Regions from separate parts of the Homo sapiens genome. Here all the other regions are linked to region 4. The links are chromatin loops, found by intact Hi-C in ENCODE. Cell type or tissue: dorsolateral prefrontal cortex. All regions are shown on one strand. Each heading gives the region's core, and the rest is flanking DNA. Links, peaks and the distances in the headings are about the cores only. Region 1 holds the start of KCNIP4 (potassium voltage-gated channel interacting protein 4). Region 2 overlaps ADGRA3 (adhesion G protein-coupled receptor A3). Region 3 has its middle 170 kb from the start of ADGRA3. Region 4 overlaps KCNIP4 (potassium voltage-gated channel interacting protein 4).

Region 1 (8,121 bases), core at 1,779-6,778, 160 kb before region 4:
TCCGCTCGGGCTACCACAACAAAATACTACAGGCTGTGCGGTTTAAACAACAGAAGTTTACCTTCCCACAGTTCTGCAGGCTGGAAGTCCAAGGTCAAGGTGTCAGTAGAGTTCTATTTACACTGAGGGCTCTCTTCCTGGCTTGCAGACGGCTGCTGTGTCCTCACATGGCCTTTCTTCTGAGTGATTTCTTTTTTTTTCCTCTTCCTCTAAGGCCACCTCTTCCTCTAAGATTAGGCCTTCTATCTAAACTATGGACTTTAGTTAAAAATAATGTATCATTGGCTCAATTGTAAAAATGTACCACACTAATACCAGATGTTAACAACAGGGAAAACTCGAGGAGGGGTTACTGGAGAGAGGGTACATGGGAACTCTGTATGCTCATTTTTTCTTTTGAAAACCAAAAAGTCAAAAGGAAAGGATTACAAAAGGGATCAATGAAATTTCAGTGAGTGGAGGATGTGTTCATTATCTTAACTGTGCTGTAGTTACTTGAATGTATCTGTATGTCAAATCTTATTAAATTGTACACTTTATGTGCGGTTTATTGTATGTCATTTATACTTTAATAAATTTGTTTAAAAAAAACCAAAAAGTGCTCTAAAAGTCTATTAATTACAAAATAAATTACATTCTAAGATCTCCCCACCAAACTCAGTGAATCCATCCACAGGCTGGAGCAGAGGAGTTTTTAATCTGTTTAGATGATTCTTATGCATGTTAAAGTTTAAGAACAATCAAGAAGCAATTGAAAGCTCTAGTGTTTTAATCAGATGAACGTGAGTTCAAATCGCAGCTGCACCTCTTCACAGCTGGCTGTCCTTGGGCTACTTAACCTCTCTGAGTCTCAGTCTCATTTTAAAATCAGGGTAAGAATAAGTATATATGATGATTTTTCTTAGAATTAATTCATACAATGACATAGAGTTTTTAACACAGTGCATAGGTGCATAGTGTAAGTGCTCAGCAATTATGAAATAATAGAAGTTTTACTGTTACTGCCTGAGTTCTGGTGAGCCAGGGAGAATTGTGCCAAAATGTAAGGGGCTTTCAGAGAAGACAAAGCAGTAAAGGTAATAAGCAATAAAAAATCAGGAAATAATAAAAGTAATCCTGGATGCTTCTACAACATTCCATGGTTTATATATAGCTTTCACTTTCATTCCCTGACTTGATCCTGACAATGACCTTGTGAAGCAGAAATTCCCCTTTTTACAGAAGAGGAACTGAAGCTTAGACATGATCAGTGACTTTCCGGAGGACACAGAACTAGGAAATGTCAGAGTCTAGAGCATCGAAATTCTAGTGCAGGGTGACAGTACACTGTAGTAATTAAATATGGGGGCTCTTGAGTCAGACGGTTGGGTTCAAAGCCCAGATATACTGATTACTATTATAAAACTGGCAAACCAGTTCCCTTCTCTGAGGCTTAATTTCTTCACTAGTTAAGTAGAGATAATAACAGTGCTTATCTCCCAGTGCTTTGTAAAGATTAAATGAAATAATGTTCATAAAGTCTGAGATTCATGGCTGGCACATGGTGAGTTTCCTATTTCTGCACTCAATTTTGAATATGGTTCCTTGAGGGAAAAATACACATCCGTGCTATACAGAAAGTAATCTAGGGTTAGTCAGAGAAGGTGGCAATCTTTGTGCATGTGTCTTGAGGTTGGGAAGACGGGCTAGGGTTGCTACAGCCTCGGAGGAGTAATAAGAAGCTGGCACAGCATGCTGTGGCCTATGAAGCTCTTCTCTTTAACTAGTTGAAGTACTTAAAGAGCCAATAAGGAGATGGTACAAGCAAGACAGAGAAATCCTGGACTTTCGGTCCCAAATATCAAAAATGGCGGTAAATGTGGCAGTAAAAAGATAATTATTCTGTGATGTTTGGCAATGACTAAGAATCCGAGTAAAAAGGTCTGGACTTGGGATTTGTAGTAGCTAAACTCCCATACAAATATTTTGGAAATATATTAATATATTAATATTATATATTGATTATATTATATAATACAATATTTATATGTTAATATATTACAAACTTCTTCAGCACAGTGTCTACTTTACACGATTTTGTTGCCTTCTTTATAATTAGTTAAGGGGTAAACGTTTAGTAGGGCCACCATGGGCAGATATTCTTTGGATAAGATTTGAAAGATAGTTTGGTCCAACAAAATGTTCTGCATATTTTGGAGATGAGAAAGGGGTTGTGTATTACTTCCCACACTGTGAGGGAAGGTTGCTTAGACCTGTTGTAGAATATAGTGGTGCCATTTCTTCTTTGAGTTCACCATGACAAAATATGATGATGATAATGGTGATAACTATTACGATGGCAGCTCTTACTGACTCTATGTGCCAGGGGCCATCCTAAACACTTTACATATGCTGCCTCATATAATCTTTCCCAATAGTTAAGTAGACACTATTCTTTTCTTTACTTTTTTTTTTTGAGACAGAGTCTTGCTCTGTTACCCAGGCTGGAGTGCAATGGCATGATCTCGGCTTACTGCAACCTCCGCCTCCCAGGTTCAAGTGATTCTCCTGCCTCAGCCTCTTGAGTAGCTGGGATTACAGGCATGCATCACCACACCTGGCTAATTTTTGTATTATTAGTAGAGTTGGGGTTTCACCATGTTGGCCAGGCTGGTCTCGAACTCCTGACCTCAGGTGATCCGCTCACCTCGGCCTCCCAAAGTGCTGGGATTACAGGCATGAGCCACCTTGCCCGGCTGACACTATTATTTTCTTCATTTTAGAGTGAGAAAACTGAGGGAGGTTATTAGTCCTCAAACATACAGCTTGTTCACAGTTGGAACTGGAATTCCAACCCAGGCTGCAGAATCCAAACCAGCATGCTCAGGTAGCTTTAGAAGTCATCATATAGAAGACAAAATTTGGAGTTGGACAAGTATTAGTGATTCAAAGTTGTGGGTGGTTTCTGGAAAGAGTGTTAGCTACAGAAAAAGAGAAAGAAGTAGTTGGTCAGTAAGTTGGAAGTTTGCTAGGAGAAGTCTGCAGAAGAGGGAGAAGGTGGCACGCGACAGAATCGAATGATTGAATCTGATAGAATGGGCAGCGAGAAGACTTGTTATGAGGAAGCTGGCAAGTGGGAAGAATGCATTGGCTGTAAAAGTATGCAGACAAAATTCAATAAACATTTACACTGCACATGATCCCATCCTCTCTGACTCTCTCTCCTGTTACCCTTTCCTTCTCTCAATGTACTTCAGCCCTGTCAACCTCCTGGCTGCCCTGCAAACATGCTATTCTTATGTTAGCTCTTGCTCTTCTCTCTGCTTGGAAGTTCTTTTTCCCTTGAGATGCCCATGGCTAGCTCCTCGCTTTCATCAGGATTCCAATTAAATGTTGCCTCTTTCATAAAGCCCTTATGGACCCCCTATATAAAAGTGATCTCCCTAGCAGATCACTTCTGATTCCTTGATTTATTGTCAGTCTCTCTGCCTTCTAGATAGTCAGCCAATAACTGAGGGTCTTTGTTGTATTCACTGTGGTATCCCAGTGCCTATAATTGTGTCTTGTACACAGTAGTTACTAGATGTTTGCTGAATAATGAAAAAACAAATGTTTAGTGAAGACCAACTATGTGCAAGGAACTTTTCTAATTGCTTTGTCAATATAACATTGTTCTCAACTTCAAGAATCAGGGTTGCCTGTCTTTATACAGTGATTGCTACATGCCAGTCACGGCTCTAAGCCCTTTGCATCTATTGATTTTCTTAAATCCTCACAACAAAACAATAATGTAGGTACCAGTTATAGCTGATATTTGTACCAGGCCACAGGATTATGAAGTAGTGGAACTAGGATTTGAACCCAGACAATGGGGTGTCAGCATCTGTCTCCTTAACAATGAACTAAAAGAGTAAAAGGCTCTCAAGAAATATACAAATACATGCTACAAGGGCTCAAAGGACTAAGTAAATCGCTCGTGCGTTTGGGGGTGGGGAGAAGGGCAATAAGGTGTCAATTGAGACCTACTTGGAGAAAGGGGGAAGATTTCACTTGGTGACAGTGTGTATAAATAATCCAGCAGCCATAGGGAAGGCAAATAGTTTCACAAACACTTAGAAATGGCTTCCACCCAAGTCATGGCCAACTGACCTTGCAGCTGAGAGTGAGAGGGAATTTTAATTCAGTTTGCCTGGAGAACGGGTCAACTTGACCTTTCTTCTGAAAAGAGAGGCTTCATGCACTTGACTCTTGGGGACACAGAAATCTGCATTTTAATTTTGACTTCTCAAACAGTAACCATGGCCACAAGTGGTCTATTGGTTTCTCTTTACCTTCCCAACTATTCCCGGCCTTACTGTGCTTTAGAAGGGCAAATGACCTTGCGGGTGGTGAGCGATACCTCCTGGTTGACCTGCCTGGGAGATCTCAAATGAAACCCCCCACATGGATGCTTCTCCAAAATGCCACCAGTCTATGCCACCCCCTCTCTCCAAGGTGGTATTCTGCACCTCGGCCCTGCGATGTTCACCTGGAGTCTAGAGCCAGTGTTTCCCCACACTTAGCCGAGTCGCATGACCGGTTCTAGCTTCAATGGGGGAAAGTTTCCCGTCTAGGAGTTCTGGCGCTCTGCCCGGCTCCGGAGAAGGGCATCTCCTTGCGCTTCCTCTCTGGTGTCCTTCGAACTCAGCCTAACTTTGTGCAGCAGTATTTCCAGTCTAGCTGTCCAAGTTGGAGCCCCTGGGGGACGCAGCGGCGCGTTGAGAAGGCGCGGCGCCTTCGAGCCCCTCCCCAGAGCAGGCGCTGCTCGCAGTGACAAGGGGTCCTAGAGGCGCCCGCTGAGAGCCGCTGGCAACTCCCGGGGGTGTCCTGCCCAGCCCGAAGTCACCTCGGGTCTCTTTCGGGTCCATCTACTCTGTCGCCAGAGGCACCGTGCCACCCGCGGCGCTTTCCTCTCCCCGCACCCCGCCCCCCGCATCCCCAGTCCGGTGACTTGGCAGCAGGTGGCAGGGGCGGCGCTCACGAGGGCGAGGGGCTGGGGTCCCCGCACTCGAGCCGCCCGTGCAGCCCGCCCGCTTCCAGCCGCCGGCGCGAAGCTGCCGGCGCCTCGGCCTCCCCCGCCACCCCGCGCGCCCCCGCCGCCAAGGGCCGCGCAGCGCCCCCGGCGCCCCCCGCCGGCCTCCGCCCGCACCTGCAGCCCGCTCCGCGCGCCCTGCCCGCAGCCGCCGCCGAAGCTCTCGCTCCCAGCGCCACGGACGCCCCCGGGCCGAGCGGCGGTGCGCTCCCGTGCAGACCCGTGGACAGACGCCCCTGGCCGGTGGACTCTCGAGTCTCGCTTCTGCACCCTGCGTCCCTAGACATGAATGTGAGGAGGGTGGAAAGCATTTCGGCTCAGCTGGAGGAGGCCAGCTCTACAGGCGGTAGGATGCAATAAGCTTGCGAGCGGGCGCCCGCTTCCGCCCTCCTTCCCTCGCGAGCCAAGACGGCTGCCCCTTCCCTTCCTCGGCTGGGGACGCTTGTTGCCTTCGCTGCATGAGACACAGTCACCTGGCGGGACTGGGAAGGGGAGGTGGGAGCGGCAGGAATGGGGTGCAAAGGAGAGGGGGGTGCATGCAAGATCCAGGTCGGGGAAGAAAAGATGTTTGAAGTGTGTTTGAAACTCGCCGGTGGCAGGGTCCCCTGCGATCCTGTGCGTACTTTTGCCTTCTCTGAAAATTTCCGAGGTTGTTTATGCATCTGCCAGATGACTCCAGACCGCACGCTTCCTTCCCCTAACACCTGGGGATTAATGAGCTGAAATAGTATTGATCCTCGCCTTCCACTTTTCCTTCATGCCCCCACACGTTTCTTCATTACAACTGTATTTTTGTCCCCTGGTAATATACTGGCGGCATCTTGCCCATGTCAGATTCTAAAGCAGGAGCGTATGGCTTGTTTTATGGCTAGCTTCAGTTTAGTGTGTTCAGAGAAAATGGTCCTCAGTGACACTTGCAAATAATTTATATACAGTACAGCCTTGTTAAGGTATCGGGCACTGTGTTAGGAGCTTGGCTTTCAGAGAAACGTGCGTTCTGCGAAAGCAGGGAGAAATGTTTTGCTGTTTGGTGGGATCCATAGAGAAATAGGAGACGATGCCCTTCCACAAAGCGTCTTGGGTTGCATCGATTTGTTATTAGGTGGTTTTGATGTGTACAGAGTATTTTACAGGAGCCGGAAAGAGAATGGAAGTGATTTTGGGGCACATGAGAGTGATAAAGGGCTGGACCTCTCCCTGATTACATAAGCTAAGGGGTCACATATGGCTATAGCATAGTTTGGGTTTAGAGGGTGAAAAACTTGGACTCGAGGGCTGTAAACTTGCAAGCAAAGAGGTGTTTCCACTTGCTGCCTTCTTTAGTACTCAGGGAAATGGAGTCACCTCAACAACTTGAGTCAATCATTCGAATTTATGGCCATGAGAAATGGAAATGGACACCCTCCCTTTCTTTTCCTCACTCCAATAGTTAAGGTCATCGTAACCGGGAGGACACTAGTCTCACTTGAATATGAAATTTTAAAGAGAACAGTCTTAATCCTTTTGGACTGGAAAAAATAATATGAACATCACCTGTAAAGCCCCACATTTGACTTGTAACTGTGTTTAGTTCTGTTTTCACTTATGCCTGGAGATGCCCACTCATTACGAGCCAAGCATAAGTAGATTATCTCTTGTGAGAAATGCTTACAATCTTTAAGAGATCAAATGTTTCCTGAGTGGCGTGTTTAATGTAGAGGGCTGAGTAGTTTTGGGGTGTTGAGTTGAGTTCGTAGGGTCTCTGTCTTTGCAGTTCTTTAGAATAAACAGGGTAGAGGGCTAGCGCTGTCCTATTAGAGACACATTCACACACGGCAGCCCAGGGAACTCAAGGCTGGAGCAGATGGCAGGAATGTCGTCTCAGGATCTGGATGGCTTGCATTGCTTGGCTCCTCAGTGACCACAGCTCTTTGACTGTACCTGTTCTTCCATCAACCGGATGGGGATTGAATCAGCATGTCTAGACTATGCACAGGGTCATGGGTGGCCATAATCACTATAAATGGGAAATGAAGATGAAGTCACACCTGGGGAGTACTATACATTTAAAAAAGCAAACCTTTTACTGCTATCTCCAGAATCAGCATGTGTTCACTGTTTATTTAGAGAACAGAAATATGTTGTTTTATACCTTGGCTAAGGTGAGACCAAAGTGATGAGTTTTCTGGCTGAGAATTGATTTGACACCTGTTTCTTGAATTGTATTCACAAATTTTTAGTTAGTTGTCATATGATGAGAAGAATAAAGAAAAAAATAGTTTGGATTATCTTTTTTATTCTTGTTGATATTGCTTCAAAGCTAATATTAGAGAATGATCCCCAAATATGTAATACTATTTTCACCAAACATATGCATAAGTACTTTGCTTACTTGTGATCAGATATAGGATGGTCTTTACTAATCCTGGGATGAGAAGGGATGATTTTTAAAGGCTTAAACTCTGTCTTCCATTTTTGTTTTAAAATAATAGTCCCGATCTCTTGTTCTCTTTCCAATAAGTAGGCTATTTATATAACTCCCAAACTATCTTGTACTATGATACAGTTTTTCCTTGAATATATATCTCTGGAATGGAGGTTTATAAGATGATTTAGCTGGAATCTAAGCAAAATTTAACTGGAAGATCTAACTGAGAGAAATGTAGGTGGATGATAGAGAAATCAAGAATTAGAGAAGTGTGAGTCTGTGTGCGTACGTGTATGTATTTTATGACCTGACTTAGAGATAGAACACTGTGAAAAATGGTTTGCTGAAAGGCAAAGGATGAAACTACATGAATGGAAAGTAGAGAGGAAATGTTGGAAATGACAGAACAGAGTCGAGTTGCAATTCTGAAACTTTATAATAATTTAGTTTAAAAAGTTCGTTCCGTACTCTCTTCTCAACAAGTAAACGCATCTAGTATGCTAACTGATGAACACCACCTGTAAATCACTGTAATTGACATTGTTAATGCCAGAGAGGACAGAAAATGGGTGAGTTGTGCATAAGTACATACAAGTAGAGAAGGTTTCTTACAAATTAGAGTGCTCACTTTTGCCCTGCCAGCTTCCATGTTAAACCCAAAGCC
Region 2 (8,121 bases), core at 1,360-6,359, 600 kb before region 4:
TAGGCCTTCCTGCTGCTTTCAAATCAGACTTCTGAGTTACTTACCAATTTTGAGGTAAGCCTTAGTAGGAACATTTTTTTTCTTTTATTTATTCTTTGATCTTCCTTGTAGGTTGGGATAATTCTTCACTATTCCACCCTTGCCACAGTACTATGGGTAGGAGTGACAGCTCGAAATATCTACAAACAAGTCACTAAAAAAGCTAAAAGATGCCAGGATCCTGATGAACCACCACCTCCACCAAGACCAATGCTCAGGTATCTCATATCTTTGTTGTATTAATTGTTTTGTTTGCTTTCATTGAAGCATAATCATAAATTATAACAAAATTGCTGAGTGAATTTTGGGAAGTAAAAGAACGGACTTGTATGCAGGACTGCCTGGTTTTGAAAATGGCTCAGGCATCCTTCCCGCTGCGAGTCCTCAGACAACTTCTGTACCCTCTCTGAGCCTTCCAAGATCATCTCAAAAGTGGGGCTGATTCTCCCATCCTCGAGTTGTGAGGAATAAATGAGTAAATGGGCAAAGCACTTAAGAGGGGATTGGCCATATAATCGGCTCTATGAAACTGTCAGCTGTTTTTATTTCCTTGAGGTCTTATGTCATACTCAAGTATGTATCAGTTTAATTATTCTATGCAAAGGACAAGAAGACTTGTGTGTTTTTCCTATCCATTATAATATGAAAAGTGGTAAATGGATTATCATGCTGGATGAATAAAATCTATCAGTGATGACCAAGCTTGTTGAATGCCTGATATGTCACTGGCCCTGGGCCAGGGATTTACAGAAGACTCCCTTGCCCTTTGGGAGTTTATAGTCTGCAGGAGGAGAAAGGCATGAGCACTGACTGCGCTGTGTGAGAAGCATAGTGGAGATAGGTTCTTTGAAAATGTAAAGAAAGAAGCCATTAATTTTGGGGGCGGGGGGTTGTTAGGAAATGCTGGACCACTGGCGTGAACTTTACTGTGATCATGACAAAGTGTAGAAGTGAAGAGTGAGCTGAGGAAACCTTGAGGAATGCAGTTTGGCTGGAGCCTCAGATGTTTGGTGTCAAGTAGCAGGAATTCAGGATGAAAGTTGGCTTTGAGGCCTTTGTGTGTCCTATTTAAAATGTGGGCAGCCACTGAAGATTTTTAACTAAGGGAGTGGCCTGACATGGTGTCATTTTAGAAGGATAGCTATGGCTCTAGTATGGAGTATAAATCAGAATTCCTAAGAACAAGGAATTCTGCTGAGGTTATTAGGGCAGCCCCCATGAAGACCAGAACAGTGTCAGGGAGAACACAGAAGAGGACACAAGTTTGAGAGGCTTGAGGCAGTTTCTCTAGGATTGATGTCCAGCTGGATTTAAGAGAGTTGTGTGAGGGAGAGAAATTTGAAGATGGCTGCAAGTTGTCTATTCTAGCTAGCTAGCGTGCCTTGACGGAGGGTGTTTCCATCAACTGAGAAATAAGATAGGAAAAGCAGAAATGGCAGGTGGGCGGGGGAGACATGGAGAGGGGAAATGGGGTGGCAGGCTCCTCAGTACTTTCTTGTGGAATGTTTACATTTTTTAGAAGTCCAGGGCTCAGCAGAGAGGACAAGCTAGAGATTGTCTAGGAGGAGCAGGAGACATTTCCTTATGTGGTCACTGAAGCCATGATAATGAATAGGAACTCCCAGGGAGAAGTTAGTTAAGAAAAGAACGATACTTGGACCTTATTAATGTTTAATAGATGGGCCGTGGAAAAAGTCACTGGATTTTTGGCTGCAGAAAGAGAACACCCGAGAACATGGATGATTTGTGGGAGAGTGGTTCTGTGTTTGACAAGGAGCAGCAGGGGTGCTCCGTGGCCCCAGAGTTATGTTGTAGGATGAGATTTGACACCTCCCTCACTTCTATTAAGAGAAATGAGAGATGATGGTGTTTGGCTTAGAAACTTGGGAATCTTAACCTTAAGCAGCTGTTCATTCCTATAAGGTTCTGAGAAGAAAGATAAAGAGTTAAGGAAAAGGCAGCTGGTGCTTCAAACTCTCTGCAGTCCCCAAATGACACACAAGTATCCTCTTTGCATTAGACAGCTCAAGCTCCGCCCTCTAGCCCTGCTTCCCCCATATCCTTGAGCTTATGGAAGCCTGAGCAACACTGCTGCCTACCTGGAGGGTGGGACACGAGATTTGCCAGTGAGATTCTTCTGACCCCAGAGAGGACATTTTTAGCATCATGGTGGTGAGTGGGTACAGCTGACAATAAGGTGATAAAGGCGAGAAAGTGGTGGTACCAGCGTTGGCAGAAGGAAGAGAGAAAAGAAGTGGTAGTTCAAGGAAAGTTTTAGAAGATGGGGAAACTTGAATATATATATAATACGTATTTTATATATATATATAATACGTATTATATATATATAATACGTATTTTATATATATATATAATACGTATTATATATATATAATACGTATTATATATATATAATATGTATTTTATATATATATATATATAAGCAGTAGAGAAGCATGCTAGAAATAAGCAATAGAGAAGATTTTAAAGATGCAAAATAGGGTTATTTGATAACAAGAACGGGGGTAGGGGGCGTTGAAAGAAGACAGAGAGGGTGATAGGACCCAAGATTAATTTTGGAAATAATACTTTCTTTTCAGGTAAGAAGCAGATGTGAATTAGTACAGCAGGAAGAAGGGGAAGGTCACGTATTATTGGCATCTCTCTAATCTGTGGAATAGAAGGCAGAATTATAGTTTTATAGGGTAATTAGTTTTCAGCAGTACTAACATCATGTTAAAGGATTTTAGTAACTAGGTACAAGGAAGAAACAATATATGGACAAATGTATCAGAGATATTGCCTTTATCCACCCAGTGCAAGATTTGGGGCCATGTCTCAGGAAGGAGCAAACGCAAAATTAAGATTCTGACTTACCCAGAATGGAAATTTATTTTCAGAGAGATCAAGGAGCTCAGAGATGAGCACAGAGTTTTTCTTTGTAGGACCAGTCACTGCTCTGTTTCAATCAGTTTTTATTGCACCATCATTTCCCTTGCTGTCCCCACCTCTCTTTGGAAAAGGGGTCAGGTAGGGCCTCTGCACTCTGTGAAGCTGCTGGGATCCAGATACCTTCCTTACCTTAATCTCAGTGGACTGGCGATGAGATACACAGCAGTGGGCAGTCCTGGGACATGCAGGTTGAGCTGAACATTAGTCAGTAATTAATATGTCATTACATTTCTTGTGTGAACTAAGGCACTTTTCAGTTCACCGGCTGAATCTAAAAGAAGCCAGTTCCTGCTACAAAAAAAAAAAAAAGTAAGAGTAAGTAAGCTGAAATCCTACCAGCAGGCTCAGAGTGTTACTTTGCCTGTCCACAAGGTGGCAGAAGCCGATCAGCTTTCCTCTACTCAGAAACTTACTAGACCTTGTGCTTTAAAACAAGAAATCTAAAAAACAAAATAAAAACACATTACTGCTAATAAATCAGCCTCCCAACTTAACTCTCAGCTTATTATTGGAATAAAGATAATAATTAATCTTCAGGGAATGACTTTTGAAGTACTGAGACATTATGAGAGATACATGTTAAGAAATGGAATGATGAGTGGTTTTTCCTGTGATTCCTCCTTCTAGATTTTACCTGATTGGTGGTGGTATCCCCATCATTGTTTGCGGCATAACTGCAGCAGCGAACATTAAGAATTACGGCAGTCGGCCAAACGCACCCTAGTGAGTATTTTATATTCTCTGTGTACTTGACCCAGTTGTTTCTCTTTTAAGTATTTTCTAGGCATTACAGGTGATTGCAATTTCGTAGATAATTTGTTGAAACATGTAGCATCGATCTGGTTTACCATTTTCTTTTCCAGTTGCTGGATGGCATGGGAACCCTCCTTGGGAGCCTTCTATGGGCCAGCCAGCTTCATCACTTTTGTAAACTGCATGTACTTTCTGAGCATATTTATTCAGTTGAAAAGACACCCTGAGCGCAAATATGAGCTTAAGGAGCCCACGGAGGAGCAACAGAGATTGGCAGCCAATGAAAATGGCGAAATAAATCATCAGGATTCAATGTCTTTGTCTCTGATTTCTACATCAGCCTTGGAAAATGAGCACACTTTTCATTCTCAGCTCTTGGGGGCCAGCCTTACTTTGCTCTTATATGTTGCACTGTGGATGTTTGGGGCTTTGGCTGTTTCTTTGTATTACCCTTTGGACTTGGTTTTTAGCTTCGTTTTTGGAGCCACAAGTTTAAGCTTCAGTGCGTTCTTCGTGGTCCACCATTGTGTTAATAGGGAGGATGTTAGACTTGCGTGGATCATGACTTGCTGCCCAGGACGGAGCTCGTATTCAGTGCAAGTCAACGTCCAGCCCCCCAACTCTAATGGGACGAATGGAGAGGCACCCAAATGCCCCAATAGCAGTGCGGAGTCTTCATGCACAAACAAAAGTGCTTCAAGCTTCAAAAATTCCTCCCAGGGCTGCAAATTAACAAACTTGCAGGCGGCTGCAGCTCAGTGCCATGCCAATTCTTTACCTTTGAACTCCACCCCTCAGCTTGATAATAGTCTGACAGAACATTCAATGGACAATGATATTAAAATGCACGTGGCGCCTTTAGAAGTTCAGTTTCGAACAAATGTGCACTCAAGCCGCCACCATAAAAACAGAAGTAAAGGACACCGGGCAAGCCGACTCACAGTCCTGAGAGAATATGCCTACGATGTCCCAACGAGCGTGGAAGGAAGCGTGCAGAACGGCTTACCTAAAAGCCGGCTGGGCAATAACGAAGGACACTCGAGGAGCCGAAGAGCTTATTTAGCCTACAGAGAGAGACAGTACAACCCACCCCAGCAAGACAGCAGCGATGCTTGTAGCACACTTCCCAAAAGTAGCAGAAATTTTGAAAAGCCAGTTTCAACCACTAGTAAAAAAGATGCGTTAAGGAAGCCAGCTGTGGTTGAACTTGAAAATCAGCAAAAATCTTATGGCCTCAACTTGGCCATTCAGAATGGACCAATTAAAAGCAATGGGCAGGAGGGACCCTTGCTCGGTACCGATAGCACTGGCAATGTTAGGACTGGATTATGGAAACACGAAACTACTGTGTAACATTGCTGGGCTTCCTAGGCAGAAATTCATATAAACTGTGATACTCACATTCCTTGAAGCTATGAGCATTTAAAAACTGTTTACAGCCACCATAGGGATTCAAAAGAATTTGGAATAAACTTTGAAGTTTTGGATTTTACTTATTTTTATCCCCAAATTGTTGCTATTTTTTAGGATCTGAAACAAAATCTTTCTAAAACATTGTTTTAGTTGTCAAAGCACCAACAGGACATTTTGGGATGTGAAATGTAATTTCTTGGAATCTGTAATTTGTACTTAATATTTCAGGCTTGTATTTAATATAATAAATAGGTGTTTGTTATTGTGTCGATCTGTTATTTTTATATTTTACAATATAAGCATTTAGTTCTATTTTAATGAAATTAGTGGTTTGGGGTATTTTAATTAGAGTTACACATAAGTCAGTTATATATATATATTGCATGGTTAAGTGTATTGATTTTGGCACATAAATCAAAGTGATTTTTGGGTTGCTGTATTTTATAAGTCTAGTTTTAAATATTACCAGGTTTTAAAAGGATCTCTCAGGATGTTTTTTGAAAATGGAAATGCCTAAAAAACTTCCTACGTTGCCTTACTTTTGCGTTATTCCTTGGATCCTATTAATACTATTTTCAACATGGTCGTGGCCTTTTCATTGCTTTATATTCGGTCTTAAGTTTCTTACTCTTTTTGGTGTGGCCAGGTGGGGGTGATTGCTGCACGAAAGTTATTCTTGAATGCAAATGAAGAGCTACCACTTAAGGTTCACATTCTTCAATATTGGCTCTTATGTTGACTTTTATTTTGTACTTAAACAGATAAAGTTCCTTAGATTCATGCTGAAGTACTGATTAAATCCCATTCCGGAATTCTAAAAACAGCTCTACTGCAAAAGTTCTCGCTCACTGGTCTTTGCTACACTGCAGTCTAACCCATCTCCTGTCCTGAGTCTCACTGTGGTTCTCAGTTCTCTCGTATGCAAGACAATGTCTGCAAAATTGACACAACTTTGATCTCTTTTCAGCGGAAGTCTAAAGGTTTGAATCAGATTGGATTCAAAAGTACATATTCGAGAAATGCAAAAAAGAATCAAGCCGTTTAGCTTAATAAACTTCAAATTCTGAGAGATTAACTGCTTATGTACAGAGAACAATTCTCTGAGCCATCCTGAGATTACCCATTCTAGTGTAAATGTTCACTTTTCACTGGGTTACTGCATTAGAAATGTTATTTTGCTTGACAATAATAAAACCGATAGTTCTACTTAAGCCTTTTAGGTTTGAGTTTTAGAGATGTTATTTTATGGTGGGGGAAATAAAGCAGCCAGTGGATAGATTTGGCTATATTTCCTGGTTTATGGTCTCCTGGTAAATTGATATATTATGTACAAGATGGTGTTTGGAAATGACAAAGATAAGCTAATAAGAAATGGAGTGAATAATTCTTATTTATCACTATTTTTTTGTTTGCTCGGTGTTTAACCTGTTTGACCTGCTGGTCAGCTGTACCTAGGGAGATAACTTTCTTGTTCTTCTTTTTCCTGCCTCTGCATAGGAAGTGAGGAATTTTCCTTCCTGGAAGATGTTGCCCATTCAGCAAGCATTTATTCATTTAAACATGCCTTATTTTAGGTAACAGAACAGGTGCTGGCGGTGGGGAAGGACTGGAAAAGAAATCAAACACTTGGAAGAAGATGGAGATTCTGCTAAAAATGTTCAAGGGGATTTTGTTACTCATAGCGTGGAGAGTGATGAGCGATCACTTACTCATCCTTAGTATTTCAATTAGAGTTTTGATATTTGTATATAGGAAGTGAGTAATATATTGTATTCCTCCCACCTTTGTCGTTTATGATTTATAGCTGAGATTCTCTATTTTTCATAGAATTGTAAACTGCTAACAGATGTTTCAGTTTTCTTAGAGATCAGCATGATCATTTTCCTAATTTAAAAAATTTGACAACTAAGATCCAAAGAATTTCTGGCTTGCTGGACATGCTGGCAGGTTATACCATGCCCACGGCTAGAACCATGTTTGCCAATGCTGAGGCCGCCGTGCTTGGCAACACATTTCATTGCTTTTACGGTGTTTATTATCTATAAAATTGTATCAGACTTTATTCTTATCTTAGTTGTTTTGAGTTTTAGTTTCATAATAAGGTATAGTTGGTTATATTCTGCTTAAGGAAACAGTTATGATTCTTTTATTTCATGACAGTTGTTTTGTTTTGTTTTGTTTTGTTTTTAGAGTTGAGGTCTCACTCTGTTGCCCAGGCTGAAGTGCAGTGGGGATCATAGTTCACTGTAACCTCGAGCTCTTGGGGTCAAGCCATCCTCCCACCTCAGCCTCCTGAGTAGCTGGAACTACAAGAACAAGCCAGTAGCCCGGCTGTTTTTCTTTTTATTTTTGTAGAGATGGGTCTCACTGTGTTGCCCTGACTGGTCTCAAACTCCTGGCCTCAAGTGATCCTCCAACCCTTGCTTCCCAAACTGTTGAGATTATAGATACGAGCCATTGAGCCCAGCCAAAAGTTGTTTTCTTAATGTAAACATTATATCTACAGATTACATATATAATGTTATATACTAACCTGCTTTTTAGGTAACAGTTAGAAATTAGATTTGTGTATGACTATTTTTGTGACTAGATTTATATACTAACGTACATGTATATTAATATTTCAGGTCATTAATAGGTGGCAACTGATTTTTAAATCTCAGGATATTTTGGATAAATGTAACAATGTAACTATATGTATGTTCAATATATTTATATTAGTAATATATACAGATGGCAACTTAGGTTTAGTTGCTGATTGGAATCTATACATAGGTCTCATTATAGAGAAGCAACAATGTTAGAACAGACTTACATGTTTCAAGTATTGAGTTCAGAATGCCCAAACTGAAGTTGGTTGAGAACATACAAAATTAGGAAGTAAAAACATTAACTGAAAACATCTGATGCAGGAATTAAACTAAATCATCAAGGTAAGTGAGGCATACAACAGCAATCCAAAAT
Region 3 (8,121 bases), core at 1,649-6,648, 900 kb before region 4:
TCTCTTTTGAGACGGAAACTAACAAAGATCATTGCTTTTGTTTTTATTCCCAGAGGGTCAGCCTATTCAGTCACCCTCTACAACAAAGTGGAAATTATCTGGAAGAAGATGAAAGAAGATCCCATGTAGCGAAAAAGGTGGCATGGAATCTCAGCCAACCAGGACACTGTCAGACGTTCCTTTAAAAGAGCCTTGTATCACAGATCATATATGTGCAATAATATACATAATCCCCCAGTGGGAGATGTCTTCTACATGGCAGTTATCACAACTGTGTAGTAAAGATTCCTCCTTCCCATTCTAGAGGATGGGGAAATAGCAATTGAAGCTAGGAATCACAGGCAGCATGGGTTGTACCAGGATCAACTTGTCCTGTTTCTTTGTCTAGAAAGATCTCCCCATATTCAAATGGCAGTCTCCTCCTCATACCTTAAGTTTAGACGGAATGATGCTAGTTCACAAAGATCCTCCTTGATGACCCATCCTGAAGAACTGGTTTTCACGTGACCCTTTCCCACAACATCCTATTATCACCATAGCACTTACCATAGCAGTCATTATTTCATTGATTGATTGACTTGTTTTTCTCGGTGTATAAGTTTTCTAGGGGTGCTGTAACAAAGTGCCACAAAATGAAAGCCTTGAACAACAGAAATGTATTCTCTCACAGTTCTAGAGGCTGGAGTTCCAAAATCAAGGTGTCAGCAGGCTCATGGACCCCCAAGTCTCTAGGTAAAATCCCTCTTGCCTCTTTCTAATTTTTAGTGGCGACTATTGCTCCTTAGCTTACTGTAACATTCCAATCTCTCTCTCACACACGGTGTTCTCCTTGTCTCTTTGTCCAATTTTTCTTCTTTCAAATTTCCAAATTTCTCAGTGTCCAAATTTCCTTCTTTTTAGGACACCGGTCATATTGGATTGCATATCTGCCCTACTCCAGTATGATCTCATCTTAACTTGGCTAATTACATCCTCCAGTGGCCAATTCTGGCTTCTAGAACCGTAAGAGGATAAATTTATGTTGTTTAAGCCCCACAGTTTATGATATTTTATTATGGCAATCCTAGGAAGCTACCACAATAACTCACTTTGCTTTGTTTAATCCAGGGTTTCATATACTTATTTGACCAAATAAATATTTTCTCCATGGTAGCTATTAACAATCTCTAACTCCCTTTGTGGAGGGGAAGGGGGGACATACGTGTTTTAGAAAAGTAAAGCTCATCTTCCTATTTCACAGATGAAGAAACTGAGACTCAAGGAGGACAAAGAATTCACACACTTGTGTGTGGTAGGATGAGGATCAGAACTTGGGCTCCACAGGCACTCTGGGTGCTCTTTACCATTTGCTTCTATTTACTTCTCAGCTGCCCCAGGAAATATGGTGGCATACAAGATTAGGCTTGGCTTGGCGCTCACTAAGAATAGAACAGGGAACTTTTCCCAATTAATGAAGGGCTCTTTGAAAAAATCGACCCAATATTCTTCCAGCCAATAGAAAAAAATGATTCTCCTTTGTAGAGGAGTTGGGGCAAATGGATTCTAAAAATCAATTATAAAAGCAGCTGGTCCAATGTAAACTGATGTCTCAGCTGAGTTTGGACTGACTGAAAATCCAGCCACAGCTTGGTTTTCACCTCTTCATCCCTCCACCCTTCCTTGTGCCTAAAGAGACAAGAGAATGTGAGCCCCCACCCCTGACATGTTTGAAAAGGGAAACAAATTCATTGATAACATTGTGGTCTGTTCAATTCTTTGCTTTTCTTTTTGCCTCCTTACCCCACCATCTTCCTCAGGTACACAGGACACACCAGAAATAAAGCACTCCCACCCCAGTGAAGGGGAGAGAGTGTCCCCTACCTTCTACTTGATAAGCTGCAGTGGCTGCCGCCCATCCAAATCCTGCAGGGAAAGCCATGGTTTAAGAAGCTGTCTACTGGGATCTTCAGCTGCCAGAAGCAGAGCACCCTTTGGCCAGAGGAGCCAGGCAATTGTGCAAACAGAAAATGAGCTCTCACCCTAGAATGAAGCCTCAGAATACAAATATTTATGCAAACAACAAGGAAGCAGGGGCAAAGGACACTTGACTGCCACAGCCTTGATAAGAATCCAAGATACTTTGTACAAGGCCATCATTTATACTTTCTTCCCCCAGCACTCCCTGATTCTTAACAGAGTTGATAACCCTGGGTGCTAAGTCCCTGATTTGGCAGGGCACCCATTTACCTGATGTTTTGCCTTTTAAAGTAACATGAACATTGTTTTAAAAAGTCATTATCATCCTACTAGAATTTTCCCTTAGTTCATTCATCCCAATTCCTGATCCGTACTCTGTAGAGGTAACCACTTTTAACCATTTCTTCTGATATTTAATCCCATATTGTGTAAATAATAGGGTGTTGCTGCTTATTTTTTTCAATTTTAGATAATTATTGACTTCTGGGTATAGGGCAGAGGATCTAGCACTCTCTCTCTCTGTTCCTCCTCCCTCCTTCTCTTCCACCTTCTCCCATCTGGCCAACATGATAAAATTACCTTTTCATTTAAATGAATTCAATATTTATATTTCTATGAGTCTGTATGGCTCAAAGCTGAGCCATATAGTATACATACCATGCTTCCATGCAACTTTTAATTTTCTCTAGGGTTAATCCACTGCCTGATCTTTATGTTTATTTCATCTTCTTTACACCTATTACTAATTCATCCCCAAACACTCTGACAGAAGAATACATCTCTGAGTTGTTCAAACAACTCTGTCTTCCTGCTCCATTCTGCACTGTTTATTTTTTAGGACACCACAGAGCTTTGACCCACGATCTCCTTCACATCATTCAGAGAGGCTCCTTCACCTCTCCCCTGGTCTTTCTGTTTCTTTTCCCGCTTTAGAGAAGCACATCCTCAAATAACTGTCTGATAAAGGGGGCATGGGACATAAATATTTCAAAACTCTGTAGTTGCTCTGGAATTGTCTTTAGTCTAACATTGCTCTTAATATGCAGTTTTGTACAGGATTTTATGATGAAAATAATTTTCACTCAGAATTTTGAAGGCATTGGTTCCTGATTTTCTAGCTTCTGGTGTGGCTACTGACAAGTTTGATGAGAATACAAGTCCTGTTCTTTTATATGTAAACTTTTTTATTTCCCCAGCCCACCCTCTCTGACCCCCAAGTTTCTGTTTCTGAAATTTCAGTCATGTTCATTGGTGTGGAACTTCTGTCCATTGTGCCAGGAACCCAGTGGGTATGGGTTTCCACAGAAATGTACATGTTAACAGTAGGGGAAACTGGATGAGGGGCCATGGGAACTCCCTGTACTATCTTTGAAGCTTCTGTGTAAATCTAAAATTGATCCAAAATAAAAAGTTTATTTAAAAAAAAATGACTATGGATTGGGAGGCCAAGGCGGGCGGATCACTTGAGGCCAGGCGTTCGAGACCAGCCTGGCCAATGTGGTGAAACCCTGTATCTACTAAAAATACAAAAATTAGCCGGGCATGGTGGCAGGCGCCTGTAATCCCAGCTACTCGGGAGGCTGAGGCAGGAGAATCGCTTGAACCCAGGAGGCAGAGGTTTCAGTGAGCTGAGATTGCACCATTGCATTCCACCCTGGGCAACAGAATGAGACTCCATCTCAAAAAAAAAAAAAAAAAAAAAAAAAGACTATGGAAAGAGAGGAGGTATGTATAACCGAAGTGAGGAAAGTTACTTACTCGGTTTCTCTACATTGCCATTAAATCATTCTACATTGTGTAATGACAGGAACATAAAGTTTGAAACAAGGTATAAGTAGGTTGAAATCCTACCTTCTCCAGTTATCCTAACTCTAAGAAGAGATTATATACAGAAAGAAATTGGAAAAGACACTGAAGATATTTAAAGGTACATGTTTGGTGAAATAACCTAACAAATGCATGGCAAACTATTAAATTTGGCTTATGTTGTCATTCAGTTCTGAAGCAATTGTAAATTGAGAGAAAAAATAAATATCGAAATGTTTTCACGATAGAACGCTAGATGGCAGTATTGCAATTTTTTTAGGTTTGCAAGTTGCAGTATAAAGTGGTATTAAAATTCAGTTATTTCACTAATGGCTGTCTACACCAGTCGCCCCTGGCTAATTACTACTGCTCTTCTAAAGATACTTCTCCAGAAGAAACAATCTATCTTCTCAGTGCTTCACATACTCTGAAGTTATTAGTCCACAAGTGGCAGAATTAATTTCTCTCAACATTGATTGGGTTGTTGTTCTAATCCAACATTCTCAAGCTTTTTGGTGTCAGGATCTCTTTACACTCTTAAAAATAATTGTGGTTCCTAAAGAACTTTTTTTCTTTCATGTGGGTTATATTTTATATTAAATATATTTGCTGTATTAGAAATTAAAACTGAGATTTTAAAAAAACATTTATCGTTGACTTCAAACAGCAATGAAGAGCATGTTAACAGAAGTTACTTATTTTATGAAAAATAACCATATAACCCCAAACAAACAAACAAAAATATTTAGTGAGAAGAGTGTCACTGTTTAAGATTTTTACAAATCTCTTTGCATGCCTGGTTTAATAGAAGACAGCTAATGTTCCTATCTGCGTCTTATTCAATTTGTTGTCTCTAGAAAACTCCACTGTACACTCACAGAAGAATACAGACAAGAGTGGAAAAGGCAAATCATATCGTAGCATCATTATAAAAAGTTTTGACCTGGTGTACACCCAAGTGGGTCTTGAGGACCTCTAGGAGTCCACAGAACACATTTTCGTAACTGTAGCCCTCCTTGAACTCACTTTCCACCCCTCCCCTAAGACCTTCCATTGCAACCCAGCACCCCTCTGTATCTTTCTCACGTTTCTGAGAACTCATTTCACTCATCTGCCCTGCACTAGGGCCCAAATGGCTCTAAGGCATGAATTTGCAGCCATCATCTCAGGTAAGAAAGAATTATTGTATTTTAGATTTTTCTGTATACAAAAAGTAGTCTGACTTCATGGTCCCATCCAGGAAGATTGGCTGGTAATTTAATTTGTCATTACTGTATTTGGGCCCCCTCTGCTTCATTTTAGGGCCATACAAGAAAATTTGGGTCTTATGAAAACCAAAATTCTTTGTAATACCTGTGTTTCTATTCCCCTACCTCCCAGTGTTGGTCTGTACCAGTTAATGCCAAGATGCCCACTCTCCAGGTCTACTATGGTCTCTTCAAGTCCACTGATTCTAGGGACTCAAGCCTTCTCCAGGGGTGAAGCTCTGAGGTTCTATGTTCAACTGCCGCTCATCACAGCCACAGTAGTTCCTCTGACGTCCTGCCACCTTCTGAAGGTACTGCCTCAGAACAGCACAACAAACCTTTTTATTCACGAGTGTCACCAACCTCTGTCTACTCCCCAAGCAAACATAAGTTACTTGCATTATAGTTTTGTCTACAGGTGTGCTCTTTCTAGAAGTCCTGGGACTGCTAAGTATATTAATCAGTCCTCACACTGCTGTAAAGAACTACCTGAGACTAGGTAATTTATGAAGGAAAGGCGTTAGATTGACTCACAGTTCCACAGGCTATACAGGAAGCAGGGCTGGGAGGCCTCAGTCATGGCAGAAGGATGAAGGGGAAGTAAGCATGTCTTCATGTGACAGGAGGAGAGTGCAAGTGAAGGGGGACTACACACTTTTTTTTTTCCTTGAGACGGAGTCTCGCTCTGTCACCCAGGCTGGAGTGCAGTGGCGCAATGCCGGCTCACTGCAACCTCCGCCTCCCAGGTTCAAGTGATTCTCCTGCCTCAACCGTCTGAGTAGCTGGGATTACAGGCATGCATCACCACACCCAACTAATTTTTGTATTTTTAGTAGAGACGGGGTTTCACCATGTTGGTCGGGCTGGTCTGGAACTCTTGAACTCATGATCCGCCCGCCTCAGCCTCTCAAAATGCTGGGATTACAGGCGTGAGACTACACACTTTTAAACAACCAGATCTCATGAGAACTCACTCACTATCATGAGAACAGCAAGGCAGAAATCCACCCCCATGATTTAATCAACTTCCACCAGGCCCCTCCTCCAACACTGAAGATCATAATTCAACATGAGATTTGGGTAGGAACACAGAGCCAAACCATATCATGAAGAAACTGTAAATTCAGGGACCTCTAGGTAAAAAGGAAAAAAAAAATCTTGCACAAAACTTTATTTGTTAACTGTAAAACAAGCTGTTCTTTAGTAAGAATTCAGCCCTATTAGTCATGATCTTGACCCTCCCAACTTGAATTGCTGAGATTCAAAAACTCTGGCATTCAAAATGCTCCTGCATACCTGTGTAGGAGAAAAAGATTCTAAATGAACGTTAGTCTATCTGTAGCAAAGATGCCTGTGTGTTCTAGCCGCCCTTGTTTCCCCTTCCATCTTGCCACACTTTTTGACTACATTTTTCAGCAACTTTGCAAATGGTTGTGACCACATTACTATGTGTCCTGGCCAGTGGAATGTAGGCAGAAGTAATGTGTACCACTGCCAGGCTGGGACACTACAATCTGCCTGCATAATCATTCATGTTTCAGCCATGTATCATCATTCTTCTTTCATCCACTGGCTGGATATACAGGCTCCACTGGAAGACTCTAAGACCCTAGGAATTCTCAGACGGAAGGAGCCTGGTTCTCTGTATCACAGCATGGAGCAGAGCCACATAACAGCCTGTGAACAATCCACTTTAAACTACAGTGTAAATAAGAAATAAACTTTTATTTTTCTAAACTACTGAGAGTGGAGAGTTGCTGATAAATACACTCTCTGAAAACAAACTGCTTCCTTGAGCTTTTTTTTTTTTTTTTTAACATAGTTAAATGACTTCAAAGTGTTTTCTTCCAGAGGAGAGCCTCTTCAGTGATACTATGTCATTGGAGAAGAAAGGAAGTGGAAGGGAACGTGAAGAAGGGGCAGGTGCAAAGGGTACATCTACTTGCAGTGGTTGGTGCAATGGATTATTCATCATGATTTCCTGCATTTACCAAGAAAGGTCTAGCCAAATTTTGACCTCAGAAGGCAAATTTTACAAAATTGCTTCTCAAAAAGGCCGCCGACTCCTGCAAGTAATCTGCTATTTTTAAGATTTCAATAATTCTAATTACTACTGTACATTTACTTCCTATAAGGTCTCCCAGGCTACCTAAACATCAATTGTATTGCTTTAATATTGACTGGAATTACATAAACTCATTGTGGTAATACCAGCTTCTCAGGCATGAAAATGCAAAAATGAATTAGTTACCATATTGCTCTCAGTTTCTTAGTAGACAGAATCTGTCAAAACATGAGGTGTAGAAAGTAATTCAGTAATAAAGGGCGTCTTTGGTTGTGGAAATTCTGACAGCCGTGTTGTGTGTGTGTACGTGTGCAGGAGCCAGGGGTAGGAACATTTACTAACATGAGCCACCCAGGACTTGGACGACCTACCTTTTGGTAACAGAATTTGATTTTCCATTGGGTATCTGCCTTTTACCCTATGCAGCCTAAATGTTTCTGGAAAATCTGACCCTGGGCCCCACGTAATAACTTGTCAGCTCCAGGGATTCATTTAAGGCCATATTCATATTTCATCTCATTGGTTACAGGGATTAAATTAGTGATGGGCTTGAAACCCAATTCCAACAATAAAAAATGAGAGAAGGTCTGTTAAGATTTCTAAGAAAAAAGCTTCCTCACTTTTCCAAAGAAGCTATCCAGAAAGACATACTCTTCCTGCTACACCTCAATACGGAAGTTTTTAGCAGCCATTTCACAAACATAGAGGATCAACCTTGGCATATAGAGGAAAGAGGGAATGAAATAACCTTTGTGAAATTATGGATTCCTTTTATGGTTTAGGTGTCTTTGAGTTTGTTTCCTGTTACTTGCAACCAAAAATTTCAAATACAGTAAACATGTGAGTGTGCATATATGTGTAAATATGTGTGACACATTGATATGTGCATGTGTTACATCTAGCCATGCATGTGGTATTATGCAGATGTAGATGTGTGTAGATGTGAAAGCAGATGTGTGCATACATGCATGTATGTGTGTATACATGCATGTATGTGTGTATGGTTCACACGTGTCTGTGTATCATAAATCCCTGCACATAAAGGAA
Region 4 (8,121 bases), core at 2,021-7,020:
CCTTAAGTGGCAATTGGGCCCAGACCTGGAAGACAATTTATATGGGCAGATTTTGTATGATTAAATGGAATTAAATATTTTCACATAAAAGGAGGATTCAGGTGGTATTTATTTCTTTTCTGAACTCTGTCTCTTAAATTATAAGATATGTGTTTGAATTTTATTTTGTTTTTCTCTTATTGAAAAAACTACTTGTCAGGCCGGTCATGGTAACTCACACCTGTAATTCCAGAAATCTGGGAGGTCGAGGTGGGTGGATCACTTGAGGTCAGGAGTTCAAGACCAGCCTGGCCAACATGGTGAAATCTTATCTGTACAAAAATTACAAAAATTAGCCGGGCATGGTGGCACACACCTGTAATCCCAGCTACTGGGGTGGCTGAGGCAGAAGAATTGCTTGAGGCTGGGAGGTGGAGGTTGAAAGGTTGCAGTGAGCCGAGATGGTGCTATTGCATTTCAGCCTGGGTGACAGAGCGAGACTCCATCTCAAAAAAGAATAACTACTTGTCCAGAACGTGTCAATGTGCACAGGTTTCATGATAATTCCTCCTGAAGAACTGATACTATCTTATATTTGCTGGGTATACAAATTTCCATTGATATATGGATAGATTTCTTTTCTCAGAAACTCATTTTAGGCTTTGGTTTTTTTAAAGGTACAACAAAAACTGGGACTGCCCATGAATGTTGACTATCCTTACCTCAGTTTGCTTCTCAGGAATGGAAAATTTCTGCCCCCAAACACCTAAGGCAGTAGCTTTCCTTCTCTCATCTGTTGACTCTGAGCCAGAGGATTCTTTCCAAATTTCTCTCACATACTCTGAGCATTTAGAATATTTAGAATAGTGCCCTTGACTGTCATGTGTAGTTTTCTAGGTTTGGTATTTACAAAGAAATAGGAAACTATGGATGCTTCTCAACATTACAGGAAGACATCCAGTGGGTAGTTTGGTAAGTCATAACCCTTCACAATCAGAGATTCTCCTCCATAAAGTTAGAGAGGTGGTTAAACCTGGGAATACAAATCTATGTCTGCAGCCCTGTGCAGTCTCAATGTGGGAAGTCTGGGCTTTTCTGTCTGCTGGCCTCAGCCATCTCCAAAATGCCCAGCTGTGAAACCAAGTCCTTAAACTTCCTCCGACCTCCACCCTCACTCTTGGTGCCAGGCTTCTGTTATGCTTATTCTCCATCTAGTGAGTTTTGCAAACTTCTGTTATCCATGACCACTTTCACACGTATTGACATTTACACACAGCATCTGTTCCATTATTTACTTAATAGTTTTCTTTAAATCAGTAAGTTTTGACTTCATTTATTTATGAGGGCAATTTTATGCCATTAGCACACACTTCAAAATCTATATATGCCATTATTTTATATGTTAATATAAAAATTAACATCACAGAAGCAGAGTGTAGTGGAAATTCTCATGACTGACCATGTCTCAAGTTCTGGGTTAGTATTTTGGTAGAGCTCCATAACATCTCCTTGCTGATTCCTTCAGCTAGAATTTGTTGTGGGCCTGCCACATTCTAGACACTGGGAATGGAGGGGGATAAGACAGATACGGTTTATGTGCTTGTGAAACTTAGGGTCTATTGAGAGAGAGAAACAAGAGAGATAAATAAGCAACTAAGCAAGCCAACCCTTCCCACCACGAAAATCAGAAAGCAGTGTCTCAAAAAAACAGAGAGAGTGTAGGGATGAAGAGTGCCTATGAGGTAGGTTTTTTTTTTTTTTTTTTTTTTTTTTTTTGAGACGGAGTCTCATTCTGTCACCAGGCTGGAGTACAGCGGTGCAATCTCGGCTCACTGCAACCTCCGCCTCCCGAGTTCAAGTGATTCTCCTGCCTCAGCCTCCCGAGTAGCTGGGATTACAGACATGCACTACCACACCTGGCTAATTTTTGTATTTTTAGTAGAGAAGGGGTTTCACCATGTTGGCCAGGCTGGTCTCAAACTCCTGACCTCAGGTGATCCGCCCACCTCGGCCTCCCAAAGTGCTGGGATTACAGGCATGAGAGGTAGTTCTTATTATTGTTTGCTTTCTACAGCTGAGGAATGGAAATACTAAGTATGTTAAGGAACCTACTCAAAGCCATAAAAGTAGGAAAAAGCAGTCAACTTTCCTCCAGTTAGGATGAGTGTGGACACAGACATCTTACTCACCAGAGTGAGTCCCGCGGTTGTGTTTATCTTCTCTGCCCACATAAATTCTTGTTTTTGTCTTGTTTTCTGCAGTGAACAGGAATTTCTAAAAGCAGCACCCTTCCCATTCTTCCTCCTTTTCTTCTTCAAATTCTCACTTGTCTGCTTTATTTTCCAGTTACTCAAATGCTATAGAATGAATGTCCCCTCTACCTTCTGCCCCGCAATTCCTGTGTTGAAATCCTAACCTCTAATACCTCCTGATGGTATCAGGAGGTGGAGCCTTTGGGAGGTGACTCAGATATAAGGATGAAGCCCTCATGAATGAGATTAATGCCCTCACACACACAAAATAACTCAGAGCTCGCTTGCCCCATTCTCCAGCCTTGTGAGTATACAATGAGAAGTCAGCAGCTGCAGCCCCAAAGAGAGCCTTCACCAGAACCCAAACATGCTGGCAATTTGTCCTCAGACTTCCAGCTTCCAGATCTGTGAGGAATACATTTCTGTTGATAATAAACTGCCCAGCCTAGAGTAGTCTGTTATTGCCCCTTAAACTAAGATACCAAGAAAAATAGCAGTCTTTGTAAAATGATGTATTCCAAGATATAACTTTTTTTTTTTTTTTTTTTTTTTTTTGTGGAGTGCGCAGGCAAATAAAGGAGCCACACATTTCAGTTGAATGAATGCAAGAGTTAAGCATTTTTAAAAGTTACAAATTATGAAGATTGTGATGCTACAGAATGATACCTTTTCAGCTTCTGTTGTCATTAACTTGGAATTATAATGGCTACTTTGAGTATTGAAAATGAGAATATTGTGCAAATCGGTCATTCCACCCTTCAAGGATATGGTTAGGGTTCTTTCTAAGATTATAAGGCAATGATTAAGCTGGATTATGCTGAAGCATCTTTCAGAATTGCAAAGGTACTTTATGAGTACAGTGTGGAAATTTTAAGTTTGAGGATAGCGCCCTCTTCTGGTTGAAAGTTCTCTTTTTTTTTCTTAATGTGTTTTCTATTTCATATTCAAATAGAAATATAATACAAAACTTGTCCTGGGAATTAATTTTTTAAAAAATTTAAAGTTGAGAAGTGGAACATAAGTTGTCATAATGTGAGGTTTTGGAAAGGTAAATCCCACCTCTAAAGCCTCCGAAATTCCTCTCCTATTCTGGTGTATGTGAAATTTGAGTGTACTCTGTAACATACTCTAAACACAAGATACAATGAGTGTGTGTAGAGTATCGTATTAAAGTGGTTGCTTAGATTTCCAGCATTGATGAAATATGTTTTTAATCGTAAGTAATTTCGAAATTGTTTTAAGGATTGAACACACTTATCAGGGAATGATTGTTGAATGGCTGATGCTATTTCCTATGAAAATGAGAGCACAGTGCTTAGTTTGTATCATTTTTATTTCTTCTAGCCTCTCATTCTCTCTTTCCATGGCTTAAACTTAATACTCACGCAAGCAGTATGTGGTTTCTTCCCAGCCTCCTCTCATTTGCCCATCCACATAATGGCTTTGCCTGGAGCTCTTTCCGTTAAATGACATGCTGAGGCAGCTTTTCATGGCAGTTTCATAACCAAAATAATATTTCCATGCTTTTCCTACTGTCAAATGTATATGAAGATGGAAAATGGGAAGAAACCGGACTTCAGTTCTGGGTTCCTATTCAAATCAATTTCCTTTAAAACAAACGCAAACTGAATCTGATGTTCATTTTCTTAAGTAATAGTTTGGAAGGCCCAACTTGGGTGGGTTGCCTTAGACATCATGTTTATTTAACTAGAAGGAATAACATAAGGTTCTGCCTCCCTTGATTTCTTCTTTGTAAGAGCAAGCACAAATATCTTGTCTTTTATTGGCACAAAAACAATAATCTACACAGAAATTAAATCTTTTGTTTATGCTGTTTTAGGAAACGATATAAGAAACTTTGAATGTCTTGACGATGAGCTAACTAGGAAAGACACATCCTGTTCTTCACACAGATGTAGCAAAGATGTTACGTAGTCTTAAACCTCCACCCCTCTGTGACCCAGTTGCTGTATCTAATAATAATACAGAAATTTAGATTTTTAAAAGAAGTACTTACTTTTTGTGAAGCCAACTGCTTACTGAAAAAGAGACCATGTTCCCTACTGGCCTTAGAATAACTGTGTAGGTACCGCCATCTAGTGGTGGTTTTGCAGACTAAAGCAAAAGAGGTTTCCATTGTCTAATTTGAAGTAGCTCTCTTCTATTAGAGATAAATTGTCAGCTGAGATGAAATGCTGCACCTGAAATTTACTTACATTTTAAATTAAACTTTGAAAGACACAATCATTCCCAAAGTAAATGAAAATTTATACAACTAAGATTTCTTAAAATCCTCTGTGGGAGGTGGCATGAAACCCAGGGCGGGTAGAAGAAACCTTGAACTTTGGAATTTGTTGAGTGTGAGTTGTAATACCTGCACCAGCTGTGTGGCTTGAGGCAAAACACATATCCTCCCTTGAACCTCAGCTAGACTTTTTTTTTTTTTTTTTTTTTGACAGAATCTCGCTCTGTTGCCCAGGCTGGAGTGCAGTGGCACAATCTCAGCTCATTGCAGCCTCTGCCTCCCGGGTTCAAGCAATCCTTCTGCCTCAGCCTCCCAAGTAGTTGAGACTACAGACGCGCGCCGCCACGCCTGGCTAATTGTTGTATTTTTAGTAGAGACGAGGTTTCACCTTGTTGTCCAGGATGGTCTTGATCTCCTGACCTCGTGATCCGCCCACCTCAGCCTCCCAAAGTGGTGGGATTACAGTTATGAGCCACCACAACCGGCCAGCTAGACTATTTTTACAATGACAATGACATAAGCATATCTACTTAATGGGTTGTTGTGAATATGTCAGGGGCTCATGTAGGTCGGGCTCAAGGAATGGTAACTATTTTTATAGTTATTCTGCATTAAAGAACTAAAACATCAGTATTTGTAGGGATTTTTCTCCACATCAACTGTAAATTTCTTGAGGGTGGAAGCTGCCTTAGCCCGCTACCCTTTGGATCTGAGATGCCTGGTGACCTGCCTGAGGCAGAGTAAATGTTTGTAGAATGCATGCATCTTGTTCCATCTTGCAAGCCAGGCTGTAGATGAGGTTAGAGGCTGGGGGTGAGATTTCTTTGCATTCCTCATAATTCATAGCATAGAAGTTAAAGTAATTGATTAGAACATTTGTTTATGAATCTTTGATGAATATGCTGAAACTTGTGCACCATTTACTTTGTCATTTAGCTATGTGTTAATATATCCTTCAAGTAAGGAAGTCTTTAATCCCAGAATTTTTTTTTTCATTTTTCATTTCCCATAAAAATCTCAACTCCTTGTTTATATTGTCCATTGCTTAATAATCTCTAATAGCATTGCTCTTGAGTTTATATGAAATTGCTCTGTGGAAAATAATATGGCTACTTCTTCTTCTTTACCTCCCAAATTTTGAAATGTCCAGTGTGGTTTACTTGCAAAAGAGTGAATGTCTTCTGGTTGAAATTTAATTGACAAGGCCTGCTGTTGGCTTCTGGGACTTGAGTTTAATTTTCTTTTGGGAAATGTATCAAGCGGCCTGCCTTCAAAGCCATCTCTCTTTTTTTTTTTCTTTTTATTCATTTGCTCCTACCTGGAGCAAGAGACAAATAATCTGAAGGAATTTTCCCATGGCACATTTGATTGGTATATGCTTCCCCCACTAGAATGTCAGCTCTGGAAGAACCGATATACAATTATATGCCAGTGTGTAGCAGAGAATCAATGTCTAATGTTGAATGAATAAGCACATAGAGAAAAAAGGAACAATTAATGATGGAGGCAAAAATGCAGATTTTTAAAAAAATTTAGTTTTTAAAATACAAGATCTGCCCAATATGGTTTCAGCTGTGTGTGAAACGTTATAATGGGAAGGCAAGCAAATCAGTGAGAAGATCAGTGACTTTGGAGTCAAATAGCCCTAGGAACAAATCTTGGCTCTGCCATGTGCAAGGACTATGTGTAAATTAATTGTTTAGAACTTCAGCTTCTTATATGTAAAATTAGGATAATAATAACTTCTTCATGGGGTTGTTGTGAGAAATAAATGACAAAGAGCATTTAGTATAATATCTGGAGTGTACTGAGTTTTGCTGTGTGGGCATAAATGAGAGAGCATCTAACCCTAGTTGGAGAGACCAGGCTTCATTGAGGAGGAGGTGTTTCAGCTGGAGTTTGACAAACTGGAATGAATGCAGTAGATTATAGTCCAGTAAGAAGAACTAACTGAAATGCTTGGGACCAAAAGTGTTTCAGATTTCAGATTTTTAAACTTGAGAATAATTGCATATGCATCATGAGAATCTTGGGAATGGAATCGAAGCCTAAACACGAAATTTATTCGTGTTTTATATGCACCATGTACACATAGCCTGAAGGTAAATTTAAACATTTTCAAATAATTTTGTGCATGAAACAAAGTTTGTATTAGGTACTTATGTGTGGAATTTTCCACTCATGGTGTTATGTCGGGTGTTCAAAAAGGTTTAAATCTTGGAGCATTTTGGATTTTAGATTTTCAGATTAGGGATGCTCAAACTGTCTATACACATATTTATCTCGTTTTATCACTGGCTTATTTGGTTTACCTTCACCTGGCAGAAATGGTTTCCAAGTTCTTAGGCTAGAGACATAACCTTTATTCTCGATCATATGAGGTACTTTCTGATAGAGGCTAAAAGAGTTACTCTCGGCGGGGCACGGTGGCTCAGGCATGTAATCCCACACTTTGGGAGGCCGAGGCGGGCGGATCATGAGGTCAGGAGATGGAGACCATCCTGGCTAACACGATGAAACCCCGTCTCTACTAAAAATACAAAAATTAGCCGGGCATGGTGGCGGGTGCCTGTAGTCCCAGCTACTCGGGAGGCTGAGGCAGGAGAATGGCATGAACCCGGGAGGCGGAGCTTGCAATGAGAGGAGATCAGGCCACTGCACTCCAGCCTGGAAGACAGAGCAAGACTCCATCTCAAAAAAAAAAAAAGAGTGACTCTCTATGCTGGTTTAAAATCACTCAATGTAGACAAATAACATATAAATAAATAAACATACAGCCTGGGTACAACAGCTACACCAATTGAACCAAACTCTCTGGGAGTACTTGCCAGTATGGCAATAATAAAATGACTGATCAGATTATAACAGGTGTTGGCAAAAATGGAGAGAGATAAGAATCTTCCTACACTGCTGGTGGGAATGTAAAATGCAGCCACTTTGGAGAGCACTTGGACAAGTATCTCAAAAGGTTAAACATGTAGTTACCATATGACCCAGAGATTTCAATTCTAGGTATATATTTAAGAGAAGCGAGGCCGGGCATGGTGGCTCAGGCCTGTAATCCCAGCACTTTGGGAGGCCAAGGCAGGCAGATCACAAGGTCAACAGATCGAGACCATCCTGGCCAATATGGTGAAACCCCATCTCTACTGAAAATACAAAAATTAGCTGGGTGTGGTGGCGCACGCCTGTAGTCCCAGCTACACGGGTGGCTGAGGCAGGGGAATCGCTTGAAATCGAGAGGCGGAGGTTGCAGTGAGCCAAGATAGTGCCACTGCACTCATTCCAGCCTGGCGACAGAGTGAGACTGCCCCTCAAATAAAAAGAGAGGTGAAAATATATGCCCACACCAAAACCTGTACATGAATGGTCATGGTGGCATTATTTGTAATAGTCAAAAAGTGGGAACAATTCAAATGTCCATCAACTGACGAATGGATAAATAAAATGTGACATATCCGTACAATGAAATATTGTTTGCAACAAATAGAATGAAGTGCTGTTATGAAATGTGTGCTAAGTGAAAGAAACTAGACACAAAAGGTGACATTTTGTATGATTCAATATAGAGAGGCAAATTCATAGAAACTGAATAGGTTAGCGAATACTTAGGGCTGGGTAAAGGGAGGATTGGGGATAATAGCT

Evidence for each region. A loop is a pair of places that touch in the nucleus more often than their neighbours do. Peaks named below come from ENCODE experiments on the same cell type or tissue, not always from the same donor. Only the 100,000 strongest peaks of a DNase experiment are listed, where the experiment ranks them.
Region 1: it touches region 4 in a loop (5-fold over the local background); 5 of 110 quality-filtered maps call a loop at or near these places.
Region 2: it touches region 4 in a loop (11-fold over the local background); 87 of 110 quality-filtered maps call a loop at or near these places.
Region 3: a loop joins it to region 4, with 7 times the contacts of the local background. A loop is called at or near these places in 78 of 110 quality-filtered maps.

What each region holds. Positions count from the first base shown.
Region 1 is chr4:21,945,846-21,953,966 of GRCh38, reverse strand. It overlaps KCNIP4 (potassium voltage-gated channel interacting protein 4), which reads left to right and starts at 5,195. Exons shown (of 9, transcript NM_025221.6): 1 at 5,195-5,396. The coding sequence starts at 5,336. RefSeq lists enhancers at 4,247-4,747, 4,748-5,248. In dorsolateral prefrontal cortex, for the core only: no CTCF peak of the experiment used is centred there; DNase peaks (open chromatin) are centred at 4,756, 4,866 and 5,386; H3K4me3 peaks cover 2,859 bases; H3K27ac peaks cover 2,564 bases; H3K27me3 peaks cover 1,632 bases.
Region 2 is chr4:22,384,681-22,392,801 of GRCh38, reverse strand. It overlaps ADGRA3 (adhesion G protein-coupled receptor A3), which reads left to right. Exons shown (of 19, transcript NM_145290.4): 17 at 112-257; 18 at 3,619-3,714; 19 at 3,855-5,426. The coding sequence ends at 5,097. Among named protein-coding and RNA genes, the nearest start is that of MIR12115, 130 kb to the left of the region's middle. RefSeq lists an enhancer at 6,310-7,509. In dorsolateral prefrontal cortex, for the core only: a CTCF peak has its summit at 3,369 (motif pointing right); a DNase peak (open chromatin) is centred at 3,351.
Region 3 is chr4:22,686,813-22,694,933 of GRCh38, reverse strand. It overlaps the pseudogene GBA3. Among named protein-coding and RNA genes, the nearest start is that of ADGRA3, 170 kb to the right of the region's middle. In dorsolateral prefrontal cortex, for the core only: CTCF peaks have their summits at 3,821 and 4,021 (motif pointing right); no DNase peak of the experiment used is centred there.
Region 4 is chr4:21,785,635-21,793,755 of GRCh38, reverse strand. All of the region lies in intron 1 of KCNIP4 (potassium voltage-gated channel interacting protein 4), which reads left to right. Among named protein-coding and RNA genes, the nearest start is that of KCNIP4-IT1, 63 kb to the left of the region's middle. In dorsolateral prefrontal cortex, for the core only: CTCF peaks have their summits at 2,938, 3,143 (motif pointing left), 4,128 and 4,327 (motif pointing left); a DNase peak (open chromatin) is centred at 4,305; H3K27ac peaks cover 1,309 bases.